Linked DNA regions of Mus musculus: regions 1 and 2 are each linked to region 3. Evidence: chromatin contacts called from ENCODE Hi-C or POLR2A ChIA-PET data. All regions are on one chromosome and are shown on one strand. The core of a region is the stretch at or near the end of the contact, and the rest is flanking DNA. Distances in the headings are between cores, read along the strand shown. Region 1 holds the start of Pes1 (pescadillo ribosomal biogenesis factor 1). Region 2 holds the start of Pik3ip1 (phosphoinositide-3-kinase interacting protein 1). Region 3 holds the start of Morc2a (microrchidia 2A).

What was found. A loop is a pair of places that touch in the nucleus more often than their neighbours do. ChIA-PET counts read pairs that join two places held with the same protein, here RNA polymerase II (POLR2A).
Region 1: POLR2A ChIA-PET joins it to region 3 with 15 read pairs in embryonic stem cell. The contact joins the promoter of Pes1 here to the promoter of Morc2a in region 3. POLR2A ChIA-PET finds 5 or more read pairs at or near these places in 4 of 5 experiments (Patski and embryonic stem cell).
Region 2: POLR2A ChIA-PET joins it to region 3 with 14 read pairs in embryonic stem cell. The contact joins the promoter of Pik3ip1 here to the promoter of Morc2a in region 3. A Hi-C loop is called at or near these places in 1 of 37 maps with a recorded cell type or tissue (T-helper 1 cell). POLR2A ChIA-PET finds 5 or more read pairs at or near these places in 3 of 5 experiments (Patski and embryonic stem cell).

Annotation. Positions count from the first base shown.
Region 1 is chr11:3,962,348-3,966,536 of GRCm38, reverse strand. It overlaps Pes1 (pescadillo ribosomal biogenesis factor 1), which reads right to left and starts at 2,562. Exons shown (of 15, transcript NM_022889.3): 1 at 2,477-2,562. The coding sequence starts at 2,500.
Region 2 is chr11:3,327,727-3,332,136 of GRCm38, reverse strand. It overlaps Pik3ip1 (phosphoinositide-3-kinase interacting protein 1), which reads right to left and starts at 1,406. Exons shown (of 6, transcript NM_178149.4): 1 at 1,133-1,406; 2 at 106-222; 3 at 1-28. The coding sequence starts at 1,202. Gm12592 (predicted gene 12592) reads left to right here and starts at 947. Exons shown (of 2, transcript NR_165248.1): 1 at 947-1,223.
Region 3 is chr11:3,648,093-3,652,756 of GRCm38, reverse strand. It overlaps Morc2a (microrchidia 2A), which reads right to left and starts at 3,320. Exons shown (of 27, transcript NM_001159288.2): 1 at 2,611-3,320; 2 at 2,310-2,449. The coding sequence starts at 2,377. Tug1 (taurine upregulated gene 1) reads left to right here and starts at 3,943. Exons shown (of 4, transcript NR_002321.2): 1 at 3,943-4,004.

The sequences.
Region 1 (4,189 bases), core at 1,313-3,812, 310 kb before region 3:
AATCAGAGGCCACTGAGGAAACTGACCTGCACGCCTCCTCCCCGAGGCCCAGCTTTCATGGTACTGGGAGGGATGCAACCACAGTCCTGCCCAGCTGTGATGTCTACAAACCACAGCAGCAGTCAGCACGGCACAGTAAAGGGGGCAGGAGAGGTGTGAACACCAGGGCAGTAACAAACAATTTTCTACTTGGACTTAAGACCCTCTCAACATAGGAAAAGCATGCCCAGCCAACTACCCTGGGCTATGCAATCCTGAAGGAGAACCTACAACCACCACCTCACAAACCAGCATAATCCCCGACTACACTCAAAAGTATTTGTCCTTATACCCACAGAGAAGTATAGTCCTCATCTCAGAACTGCTGTGCAATAGAGACCATTACAGAAAACCACAACCAACCAAAACGCAGAGTTGAGGAGCCCAATCTCCCAATGAATACATCCACAGAACAACTCCTACACCCAAGGCTCAGGGATCACTGGGGAAGAAGGAACTGAAAACCTTCAAGAGCCGAGGATCAGGAAGTTTGCTGAGATTTGTGTCTCCAAGGATGTCAGAAACTACACCCAGAAAGTCTCTCAACATGGCTGCCTAAACATAAGCTGAACAAGGACAACAGACTTGCTAACATGGATAGAAGAAAGGCCAAGAGATGTGAACCCTACAGGCAACCAATACTGTGAGTGGGAGAAACAGTATTACCCAGGGAAGAACAGACCAATTAGCTATCCAATACCAAACAGTCAACCCTGACGCTGACACACACTGACTGACACACACACACACACACACACACACACACACACTAGTATATAGCAGGTGTATTTATGTATTTAGGAACATATATATACTATGTTATATAAAAATCATTTTAAAAAGAGGCCATGAATTTGAAGGAGAGCAAGTGAGAATATATGGAAAGGTTTGGAGGGAAAGGGGGAATAATGCAATTATAGTCTCAAAAAAGTAATTAAAGGGGCTGGGGAGATGGCTCCGTGGTTAAGAGAACTGGCTGCTCTTCCAGAGGTTCAGAGTTCAATTCCCAGCAACCACATTGTGGCTCACAACCATCCATAATGAGATCTGATGCCCTATTCTGGCATGCGGGTATACATGCAGATAGAGCACTCATATACATAAAAATAAATAAAAAATAACTTTAAAAAAAGTAATTAAAAACAACAAAGCAGATTGTTACCAGAAACTTGCAAGTCAAAGGAAAGACTTGAGCCCATCTCATCTTCTTCATTCCTATCCCAAAGTTACTTCATACCCACAGTCTCCTTACAGAAGCAAGAATAACTCAGATCAAGTCACTTACTTTCTTTGTCTTCTCCACTCAGAATAAGTTCCAGCCTCACATGATACGGCCCCAGCCTCACCTAGACAGCACCTCACTTATTTACATCTCACAGCCATGCTACTGTCTGTCCAAAACCCTGCACACCACCTGCCTCTCTTTCCTACTGGCCGTGGAATTCACTTCTGTTTTCTCTGCTAAGCACTTCTGAATGAAAAAAGAAAAACAGCAAGCTTTCACATTAATTATGATTAAGAAGCTTAAACTTGGGAAACAAGGTTGCATAGGAAGAAGAAACTGTCTCTAATCTGAGACAACAGAGCTAAAACTGCACTGACTTCTGCTTTTAACCTGCTCACCCTTTCCCCTTTTCTAAAGAAAAAAAAAAAAAAGGTCATTTTCTCCCTTGAGAATTGAGCACCACCAATATCACACGGATAGCAAGTTCCATCTGCTAAAGATAAAACTATCATAACCAGAGCCTGTAAAGGAACAAAAGGGTCATCCTAAAATATAAGATTGTGACAACGCCTAACCCCATATAAACCATCAAACACAGAGACGGCTAAGAGACGGCTGGAAGCTACAGCTGCACGCTGATATTAGTCTCTCCTTTCTCTGAGTGCCGAGAATTCTCTTAGGGGAAGGTTGGGGACCATCCACACTTCCCAACATTTTCATGCCCCAGACTAAAGTGTTCTTTAAGTACTGATTTCCACTAAAATGCTACGTCAGAAGAGGACCTACAAGACAACACTAATCGGATTAAGCGCCTGTTGATACTCTCCACTCTACTGCTCCTCCCTCCCTCCCTTTCTCAGGAGCGCACTTAAAAACCCTTAGCCACTTTATCTGAAGTTGACACTGGGAAAGCGGGGCCGCATCTGACTGCTTACTTCTCAATTCCCAGTACCTAGGACCGGGCCTGGCTCAATTAAGAAAGTCCCAAGTCTTGATAATGAATTCTACGTCCCGTTGGTCACTGATCACTCTTTTGGCGGCTCCGCCTGTCTCCACAACTCCTTCCACAGAAAGCCCGTCACAGTTCTTCCCGGCTTCCAGGGGCCTACGTGCAGAAGGTTCGCTCCGGCGGCCGTCTCAAGACTTCTCGGTCCCCAGAGGCCAGGGAAAGTGATAAAGCCGGAGCTCCGACCTCCGCTGGAACTCACTCACCTTCTTCTTCTCCAGACCTCCCATAGCTCCACGTTGAGAAATTCAAGGCAGCCAGAACACCAGAGCTACTTCCTCCCGCACGTGCCCTGCCTAGGGCCCTGAAGGACCCCACGCCGCCAGCTGAGGGCTGTCTGAAAATATGCCTGTACAAATCCAGAGAAAGTTGTGCTTTTGGCGACCTCGTTATTTACAACCAAATTCTCTAAAGCTCAACAATTGTGGTAGTTCTTTCAGTTCTTTTCTTAGTTACCAAAATCTATAGACAAGCTTTAAAGCAACATGGAAATTTAGGCAGTTTTATAAGCACCCTAGACACGGTTGTTTGAGCACGCGAGCCCCAGTGCATTTTGGGATACAGCAGGACTGAAGGGATGGGAGACAGACAGCCCGGAGCCTTCTGGGATTCAGAGAGCTCTGTAGTTTGGCCTCTAATCCAGAGATCCGCCTGCCTCTGCCTCCAGAGTACTGGGATTAAAGATGTGTGTCACCACGCCTGGCTGATGTTTTCTTTAAAAACCAAACCAACCAAACAAACAAACAAAAACAGAAATGCTCACTAAACCTAAAGCTACTAGTTTTTGTAATGCTAGGCCAGTGAGTTTAAGGGAGTTCAATTGTCATGGCAACGGTTGCTAGGCGTTGTAAACCCAGCTGACCAGATTTTGCCTTGTTGACCTTAGATTCAGCTGCACCTAGTTTGTTCAAGTTAGAATAAAATAGAGCAAAGGCCGACCTTTGACCTCCCACGGACACGGAGAGGGTCTAAGGAACTGCTTATATTTGGGGAATGAGTTGAGGCAGAAGGGACGGATCTCTGTGAGTCCGAGGCTAAGTTCCAGGACAGCGAGGGTATTGAGTGACGCACTGTCGAAACAAAACAAAAATGAAAAGAAAGAAAAATAATGGAAGGCATAGCATGATGGTGGTGCCTGTAATCCCAGCACACAGGAGTCTGAGGCTGGGAGAGCACAAGTTTCAGGCCAGCCTGTGCTAGAGATAGTGTTTCAAAACAACAAAACCAAGAAAACAAAACAGGACTGAGGAGATGGCCCAGTGGACAGAATTCCTGACATGCAAGCATAAGGATATGGAGTTCAGATCTGCAACACACACATAAAAGTTGTGCGCACATTTAAAACATATCATTCCATCTATAAAGATAATTTTTAAACTTATGAGATCTGATGATAGGTTTAAGTCAGTCTTAAAGGTGGTAATTTCATGTTTATAAAAAAGTTAAAATTTATGACTTTTTTATCAATTTCCTTTAAATTTTATTACTTTTACTTCAAAATGTTAAAAAAATTCTTGGTTTTCTGCTTAAAGTCATGTATAGCTGAAATGTAACTTTGAAAGATGAGTTTAATAAGAATGAACATTCTCTTTATCAGTATTTATAAGAGTGGTTTTGTATACTTGATACAGTAAGCATATTTATCTCTTTAAAAAAGAAACTGTGATTTCCATATGTTGAATATATATTTATACTAAAATAAAGTACCAAAATCCAAAAAAAAAAAAAAAGTTGTGTGCAGGCACTCGGAAGGCAGAGGCTGGTGAATCTCTGAGTTCTAGGCCAACCTGGTCCTCAGAGTGCGGTCCAGGACAGCCAGAGTCACAAAAGAAACCTTGTCTCAAGAAAACAAAACAAAAGTTGCAGTGGGGGCTGTAATACCAGATCTGGTAGGAGAGAGAAGGGAATCACTAATTTGG
Region 2 (4,410 bases), core at 157-2,656, 320 kb after region 3:
TTCCGGCAGTAGTTGTGGTTGCCCGGGCCTGAGGTGGGGAGAAGAGGAGTCAAGGGCCGCGGCCGCCGCCCACCAACCCCGCCCGCCTCCCCGGCGGACACTCACTGGGCTCGGTGAGCGACTCGCGGCTGCCTTGCGCGGCCAACCAGTTGAGGCAGCGGAGACCCGGCGCGGGCGAGGGCTGGTCCTCCCGGTACAGGTGGCCGTTGTCCCAGAAGCAGCCTATGAGGAAGAGGAACCCGCCCGAGACTCTTAGTGCGTTTCTCTGGCCCCGCGGGAGAAAGCCCTGTGTACCTCAGAGTGTCACGCCCCTGGCGGCGTTTGGTCCACACACAACACTCGATTTAGCTTTCTTCTTCCTTCCCTTCCCTTCCCTTCCCTTCCCTTCCTTCCTTCCTTCCTTCCTTCCTTCCTTCCTTCCTTCCTTCCTTCCTTCCTTCCTTCCTTTTAAAAAAGCTTAAGATCGCTGCACAACTGCAAAGGGTTGTTATTCTTGGACTTGGGACCACTTTGAAGGTACAAGAAGGTCTTTCTCCCTAAGGTCTTTCTGTGGAGATGGTGAGTTTGGTTCTGGGCAGTCAGACATGGAAGTCATCCCAGTGTTGAGAAGTCAATGTTATATAAACTGGTGTTCCCTTCTCTACGAATACAGCCACTTTCTGCTAGTTTAACAGACACCGCCAGCTCCCAAGAGAATTCCACAAAAGCCTTTGATTCAGGGAAGCAAAAGATCCAATAGAGACCCCAGCTGAGGGTCTCTGCCTCATCTCTTAAGCTCCCACTCCCCTCAGCAGAGAGCCACGGGAGGAGGCTGGAGAGGGGAGGTTCGTGCGCCTGCCACACAAAGCAAACGGACTTTAAAAGGGTAAGACTCTGGGGAGTAGAAGAGACGAATTCCACTCCATCCACTCGTGTGAAAGGAAAGGGAAAGAGAAAGTGACTACTTGTCTTTGTTCTTAATGGCAAAGATGGAGCTGCAAGCCTCTGGCAAGGAAGGAGAGAGGAGAGAAGAATGCTTTCGTAGGATAACGAGAAAAGCAGCCAAAACCTTCCTTCCCTGTCGGCCTGACCACGTTTGGGGAATCTGTTTCATTTAAGTTGCTGCAGAAAGGGGGAGAAAACGTAATCTCACCTCCAGATCCATAGGCTTCTGCCAGAAGCATGTTGCTGAGAAGAAATGTGTGTACCCAAGCCAACAGCATCCTCGTCTCTTCGGCTCGCAGGTGACTCAACAGCCAGTGTCCAAATGGGGGGGGGGGGTCCTCCTTGGCAGCAGTTTTGTCTCCTTGCAGTCAGACTGGCCGGCCCCTGTTATGCTCTTCTGGTAAACAGCCTCTCTTTAGAACTGGGAGCTTCCCAGCTAGCTTGCTGCAGCCGAGGTGTTTTTCAGCTGAAAGGCGCCCCCTGGGTCCTAAGCCTCCTAGACCTTACCAGATCACTAACCCTGAGCCAAGAGAGGAACTCAGCCAAGCCGAGAGTGGCAGAGAGGTTTTGCTTAGCAGCAGCTCCGCGTGAGACCTGCACAACTGCATGCCCAGGGCTTTTCTTCCTTTTCCACCAGTGTGAGTACAGAGTCACTGTGTCAGAAGGCATCGTGGAGTGGGGTGGATTAGGAGCCCCAAAAGCACTACACAGTTGTAAGAGCGGATGCTGATTGCAGAAGCAGGAAGAATTTAAGACCACATAGACAGCACAACTAAGAATTATCTGTCTGGAAGCAATATATTTAAATTGTACTTTGCTAGGGCCAGTTCAGTCACATTCCTTTACTAACATTTGAGGTTTGGGTTATCCATATATAGTAGGAACACAGAAAGGGTATCATTAGCTGAAAATACATGTTACACAAACATTGAATTCCTTTAGCTATATTGTAAAGTCCACCCTTTTTACCAGCCCAGAAGTAAAATGTCTTCCTTCCAACTCCCCTCAAGCAGTATATAGGAAATCTAGTTGCAATAATTTGTGTCTACAGTTAAACCACATCCACATAACTTAGGGCTTTTGGAGTTTCTATTTGGCTGGCAGTTGAAGTTCCCAAGCAGCCTCAGTAAACTGAGAGAACAGGGTGGTTTGCCAAGACTACCTTGTGACTGGGGCAAATCCAAGAATAGAAACTCTGTTTTGATCTTGCCACAATGTAGGGAGGAAAAAAATAACACTATGAAGTAAGTTTTATAGACTTTATCATAGTGGAAAGCTAATGTGATTCTAACTATGAGAAGTGATTGAACCCTGATGTGTCTTTTAAGAAGAAAAGGGTTATTTTTATTTGTGGGTTTATCTGTGTCTGTACTCAGGCCATAGGAAAACTTCAGGGCCTCAAGAACTGGGGTTATAGGCAGTTGTCGACCATGGGAGGTAGCTGAAGTAGGCAGTGGAACTCGGGTCAGCTCTTCTTGAAGAGCAGCAAGTACTCCTAGTCTCTGAACCATGTCCCCAAACCACCTGACATGCCTTTTAAAACCATTGTCCGGACTGGGGAGGTGGCTCATTAGTTACGAGCACTTGTTGCTCTTGCGGAGCACTTAGTTCAGTTCCCAGCACTTAGCATAAGGCCATCTGTGTCCAGATCCAGAATATGGACTCCCTCCTCTGATACTCAGTCATGCACATACACATATGCTGGCAAAACACACATATAAACACCGCCCCCCAAAGAGTGCGTGTGTGTGCGTGTGGGGGTGGGGTTGGGGAGGGGTGGGGGGGTGTGCATGTGGTGTGTATATATGTGTGTGGTATGTGTGTGTGTAGGGTCAGATCACATGGTGTGTGCCCATGTGTGTAAATAAGGAAGTCAGAACAGGATGCCCAGTGTCTTACTACCTTGAAACAGGTTCTCTTACTGGACCAAAAGTGTGACCTTTAAGCTGGGCTGCTGGCTCCTGGCTACATTCTCCAGTTGTGGGGACCCTGTCTATGCTCTCCAGTGCTGGGTTTTAGGTACACATAACCATGTCTGGCTTTTAATGTGTGCGCTAAAGATTTGAGCTCAGATCTCATAGGTGCAGAGCCTTGTCCTTTTAAAACACCTCAGTTGACATGTCAGAACCCTTTTGTTGATCCCTAATGCAACATTCTGAGTAGGGGAGTACAAGTCTGGAATCCCAGCTCTGGAGTCGGAGACAGGAGGGTCAGAAGTTCAAGGTCATCCTTGGGCATGTACAGAGGACGTTTGAAGCCAGCACTGGCTACACGAGGCACTGTGCCAAAAAAATATTTTTTTAAAGTTTGGTAAATGTTTTTGTTAATTTTACAAATATTTAATTTTGAAAACCTCCATATTAGCTGGTATTTTTAGATACTGGGACTTCATTGTGTGAACAAAAATATTTGAATTTGTACTCTTATGAAGCTTAAATTCTGGATGGGAGAGGCATGATATTTAAAACATCAGCATTATCACAGAAAAGAAAGTGATACAAGGCAAGAGAGAGACAAATGGAGTGTGTTTAGCTGGATAGAGAACGTATACAAGCTGGGTGCATGCCCATCATAGGAAGGTGAGGCAGGAGGGCTGTTTTCCACACTAGATGGTGGCATGAGTCTGGGGGAGAGAGTCACATGCAATAGCCAGCTTTACTCAGAACATCAGAAGAATCACATGAGTAAGGTGTTCAATCACAAGGACAAGCCACAAGCCACAAAAACACGTTTTTCTATAGAGGCACATGAACAACAGCAGCTGAAATAAATTCACTTCTATTTGCTATTCTGGGAGGAACCCCAGAGATCTGACGCCCTCTTCTGGCTCCACAGGTACCAGCACTCACATACACAGAAATAAAAATACAATAATTAAGAATGAATCTTACCAATAAACAACGTGGGACTAAGTACGTAGCTCAGTGACAGAACAGTTACCTAGCACGCACAGGGCTGTGAGTTCCATCAACAGGACTGAAAAATCCAAAACTATACATCAAGCATATGTGACATGGAAGCCCATACTTTTAAAGAGATTGCCTTATAATTTGTAATTTTGACTAAAATATTTCTTTAACAAATAATTCATAAAACTATTGCCTGCACTTTTTTGTTTGGTTTGTTTTGGCAGTAATATTTTATTATTTTTTAAAGATTTATTTATTATATGTAAGTACACTGTAGCTGTCTTCAGACACCCCAGAAGAGGGCATCAGATCTCATTATGGATGGTTGTGAGCCACCATGTGGTTGCCGGGAATTGAACTCGGGACCTTCGGAAGAGCAGTCAGTGCTCTTAACCACTGAGCCATCTCTCCAGCCCAAGATTGGTCTTGTACTGAGAGATTTGCCTGTTCTGTCTCCGGAGTGGTAGGATCAAAGGTATGTGCCACCCACCACACCTGGTGATGGCAGTTTTTGAAAAAGAAAAATTAAGACCACGGCAACAGGTTATAGAGTGGCCAGGAAAGTCTTGGTTTTCAG
Region 3 (4,664 bases), core at 2,071-4,570:
CAACAAAAAAAACAAAAAAAAAAACAAAAAAAAAACTTAACAATGGCCCACACCAGAAATCCCAGCACTTAAGAGGTTGAGGGTATGAGGTTCAAAGCCAGCCTGGGCTACAGTTAAGCTCTGACTAAAAGAAAAACACCCTCATTGTGGTGTTGTACAGTTAGTGTTTTCTTCAAGTAAAACAAGACACATTCATAGTAGAAATATTTCAAAATTCAAATTTGTGGTCCAGGTAAGAAATTCCAAAATTTCCAAAATGATATGCCAATCCTTCTATGTTGAAGCAAGCACTAATTTCAATTCAACATGGATAAAATTCACAGAAAATTTTCCAACATCACTTTATTCAAGTAACTCAGTTTACTTCCTTGCTTTGGCAATGTTCATAAACTGTTAATAATGTGTACAATAACAAAGGGAGAAATTATACTTAGAAGTTTAATAAAATAAACCAAAATAATAAATCAGGAAGTTAAATTCTCTGCCTTACAGACAGAAAAACAAAACCTTCAAAGTAATGGTCAATAGTAGGTTAAAATTAAGCACTGTAGCCAAATGCTTCATACTGTCTTAAATCTGGATACCTTTAACTTGCCTCTCCAGCTGCCTCTCTGTAAGCCTTTAATTTCTTTGAGCCTCGGGTTTCTCAAATGCAAGACAAGAATAATTCTAAACCTATAGATTTGTCTTAGAAATTACTTTATATTTAAAACAGTAAGTAGTGGAAGCAATGAATTGCTGATATTACTGTTATTGCACAAAGTCTATAGTGATGCTGGAACAAGACAGATTTTTGAAGGCCAGTTCAGGGTCATCCAAGTTTCAGTATATTTATAATTCCAAATTTGCTCTGCCAGGTCAAAATTCAAATCTGACCCCTTTATAGAACACACGCAGCCATGAACATTTAAGTCTCTTCATCTGCTTATTCTTAATATGTAGCTCAAATATAAAGAATATCGAAAGTGTGGCCAAAGGCTGTGCTAGCATCTTTGATCAGTGACCTAGGTTCCAGATTCATAATCTGTATCCAAGGTAATCTCTGTGGTACCATCTCTCTCTGTGATCTACCTCAATTAAAAGAAAGGAAGGAAGAAACAAACAAACCAAAAACCTTCCTAAATAATGCAAAATTAAACCTCTTGGCATTGAACAAATCACTGCTCAGAAAAATTTACTATTCAAAAGTTTTTTTTAAGTATCATGGAATCACAAAAGACTAGAAAATTACTGTACTATTATGAGATACCTGAAGTCTATGGTCTCTACTCTGCAGATGTTTTTTCTAACTGGACCATTTATTCATCTAGGTTTTCTTTACCTCCTTATCCAAATACTCTAATACTTACCTTGAACCCAAAAGTAACAGGTGAACTGAAAGATTAGACTCCGACAAGATAACTTAATGAAGGGCTTGGTAGCATACACCTATAATCCCAGCATTTAGGAGGTGAATGGAAAGATTAGATTTTGGCAAGATAACCTAATGAAGGGCTTGGTGGCACACACCTATAATTCTAGCACTTAGGAGGCAGAGGCAGGCAGATCTCTGAGTTCCAGACTAGCCTGGTCTGGTTCAGGCCTGGCTGGGCTAGGTAGAAAGACCCTGTTTCCAAACTAATTAACTAAACAAATACACAAACCCTAAAATATTCCATACCAAATGGTAATGATGTTAATCTCTTCACTTACTCAAGACCATGAACACAGCATCCTTCTGTGATTTCACATACTTTGGAAAAAGACTACCTAAATCAAGGCCTTTAAAGAAACTTCCACTCTTCCTTAGCATATATAAACTACATTGGATTTACAGCCAATTTGCCAAAATGACAAAACCAATTGTTTGCTGAAAATTAACAAATGCTTTCTTCTTCCAAGTTGGTCATTTTTGTCATCATCATCTTGTGGTTGTTGCTGTTGTTAGAAACACTTGTTATAAACCCAATTGTCTAGGATGTTACTAAAGATGTGCAACAGTTGATACTAGATGGTCCAAATTTTGATGATCCAAAGAGCAGTTTTGCTGGATTCCTATTAAACACTTGGATGAAACAACTCAATATGATATAAAGTTTGTATTTTGAAATTTTTGATCCAGTAAGTGAAATCATTTTCTTCTAGATTACCAACAAATAATTCACTGATCTCAGTTCTTCAATACAGAGCTCAAGACATCCAGTGATACATCTTACTCCAATGACACAAGCCAAAGAATAAAAAAGCAAAATTTTCTGGAGAAAGGATTTCCATATTAACATCAAGGAGGAGTTACTGGTTACCTCAGTGGCACCTAACAAGATACTTACGAATTTGTGTGGAGATATTCAAAGGTTAGTTGAGCTCGGTTGAGACTGCTGTAATTGGTGAAGGCCATGACAGCAATGAGTCTTCAGTCTTTGCCGGTTAACAGGAAAGTACATATAGTGAAATCGATTTCCCCAGGATTCTGATCAGTAAAGGGTAAATTTGTGCTTCTTAGTGACACATAAAAAAAAAATTTCCCTAGTATCTATTCAAAATACAGGCAGATATTTAAAACTGCGAGTGATTTAAGTATTTCAATGACTCTGATGTAATACTTTGGAAAGAACTATATTCGAAACCTACTGTCCTTAAGTGCTCCGGGGGGTCAAGCTTTCTTCACACAATTCCGACGCACATCAAAAGTGAACGGTTCTGAATGGTCTTCAAACTTGGAGGTTTACAGCTTCAACTTCACGTTCAAGTCCTTTTCTGTTCTCCTAAATTCAGGAAATTGACCTACTTCTGACGGTTCACCTACTTCATTACCACCGAAGACTTTGTCACCACCGAAGACACCAGGCTCCTCAAAAGAGTGCTCTACTGGACAGTGCAGTGGAGTGGAGGCTACTTCTGGCTTCACCGCTTTCCAACAGAAAGGTCCTTGGTGCTGACTGACAGATTTCTTTTCCCAAACCCCGCCCAAACACAGCTTGCTATTATGCCACAATCACCACAGGTTGTGGGTGAAATTACTCACAGTGGCCCACAGAAACACCTCACAACCTACCCTCCCGAATCACCTCAGGTGCGCCCTTCCCCCACACCCTTCAGAAGATGGCCTCGGGCCCTCGGGCCTTCCCAGGCCTGGGTCCTGTGGCCACCTCCTCGCTACCGACAGACAGGAGTTAGTCCCAGAGCCTGGGAGAACAGAGGAAAGTGGCGAGTGCACCACCAGATCCGATCGGGCGTTGCCTGCAGCTCGCAGATGCCTTTGTCCCTCCCCGTGGAATTGGAACTCAACCACCGCAGCGCGCTCTTGGAACCATGTGCTGCCTCCGCTGCCGCTGCCGCCGCCGCCGCCGCCGCCCGCCCGCGCCGCGACACGACACGACACGCCGCGCCTCAACAGACGATGACAGGCTGGGCGTCACGAGATTCAGCGTTCAGTACGGCTTTGCGGCCGGTGCTGCCCGCGCCACCGCTACCTCAGCCACCGCTTTGTCTCCGTAAGCGCACGCAGCGCGAATCACCTCGCTCACTCCCGACGGCCCGGCCGCCGAGGCCTCCAGCGCACCTTCGGCCAATCACAGAGCTCGAAGTCTTCCCGCCCCCGCCCTGAGACTCCACCTTCTGATTGGCGAGCGACGTCGGTCCACGTGACCGGATCTTGTTTGGCCGGTCCGCCCCCATCACGTGAGGGCGCGCGCCTCTCTTCCTGCTTTCCTGACCCCTCTCGGCCATTTAAAGGAACAGTACCGGGGGCGGGCCGAGAGACGCAGCCGGGACGGTAGCTGCAGAGCAGAGCGGAGGAGCCATCTTGTCTTGTCGCCGGGGAGTCAGGCCCCTAACTCGAAGAAGCCCTGGCGCGCCCTCCCCCCCTCCCCGGTCTGGTAGGGCGAAGGAGCGGGCGTGCGGTCGATCGAGCGATCGGTTGGCGGCTCTTTCTCCTGCTCTGGCATCCAGCTCTTGGGGCGCAGGCCCGGCCGCCGCGGCGCGCGCCCGGTGGCCGTTGGCGCTCGCGCCGCGTCTTTCTTCTCGTACGCAGAACTCGGGCGGCGGCCTATGCTTTTGCGATCCGACGAGGGGTCGTCCGGGTGGTTGGCGGCGGCGGGCAACTCCGCCCCGCTCCCGGGGAGGCGGCGGGGGAAGCTGGGGTGGCCGGGGCTGGCCTGGAGGCCTGGCGCCACCCCTCGGGGCCTGCTAGGACCCAGTTGGAGGGTCAAGAGGGAGCTGGAGGATGGTTGGTGGTGGGCTTCCTCCTTTGCCTTTTCCTACTTATGCCACCTTAGTGGGGAGCGAGAGCGCTGGCGGCAGCTCCGGGGTGGGGATTCGAGCTCCGGAGTCGGAAGATCTGGGTTTGCTTCCGGGCCTAGCCACTCGCTGGCCGAGTGACCTTAGGCAAGTCACTCTGTAATCTGTCTGCGCCTCAGTTTCCTCCTCTGCCTATCAGTGTGTGTATGGAATTGGAAGCTCTCTTCAAAAGTGTCGGTTTACAGAAAGATGATTATTGTTTTTTTTTCCTTTGAGTTGCAAGAAGTCATAACAATTGCTCATTCCCTGAAATTAAATTCGGGAACCTTTTATTGGAGTTGGAGATGGGAAGGTTCCCTGAACTTCTTCTGTACAGAAACACGTGGGAAAGTGTTTTCTAGGGGGATGAGTAGATCCTTCAGTAGCGAGTTTTCAAAGGGGGCTAT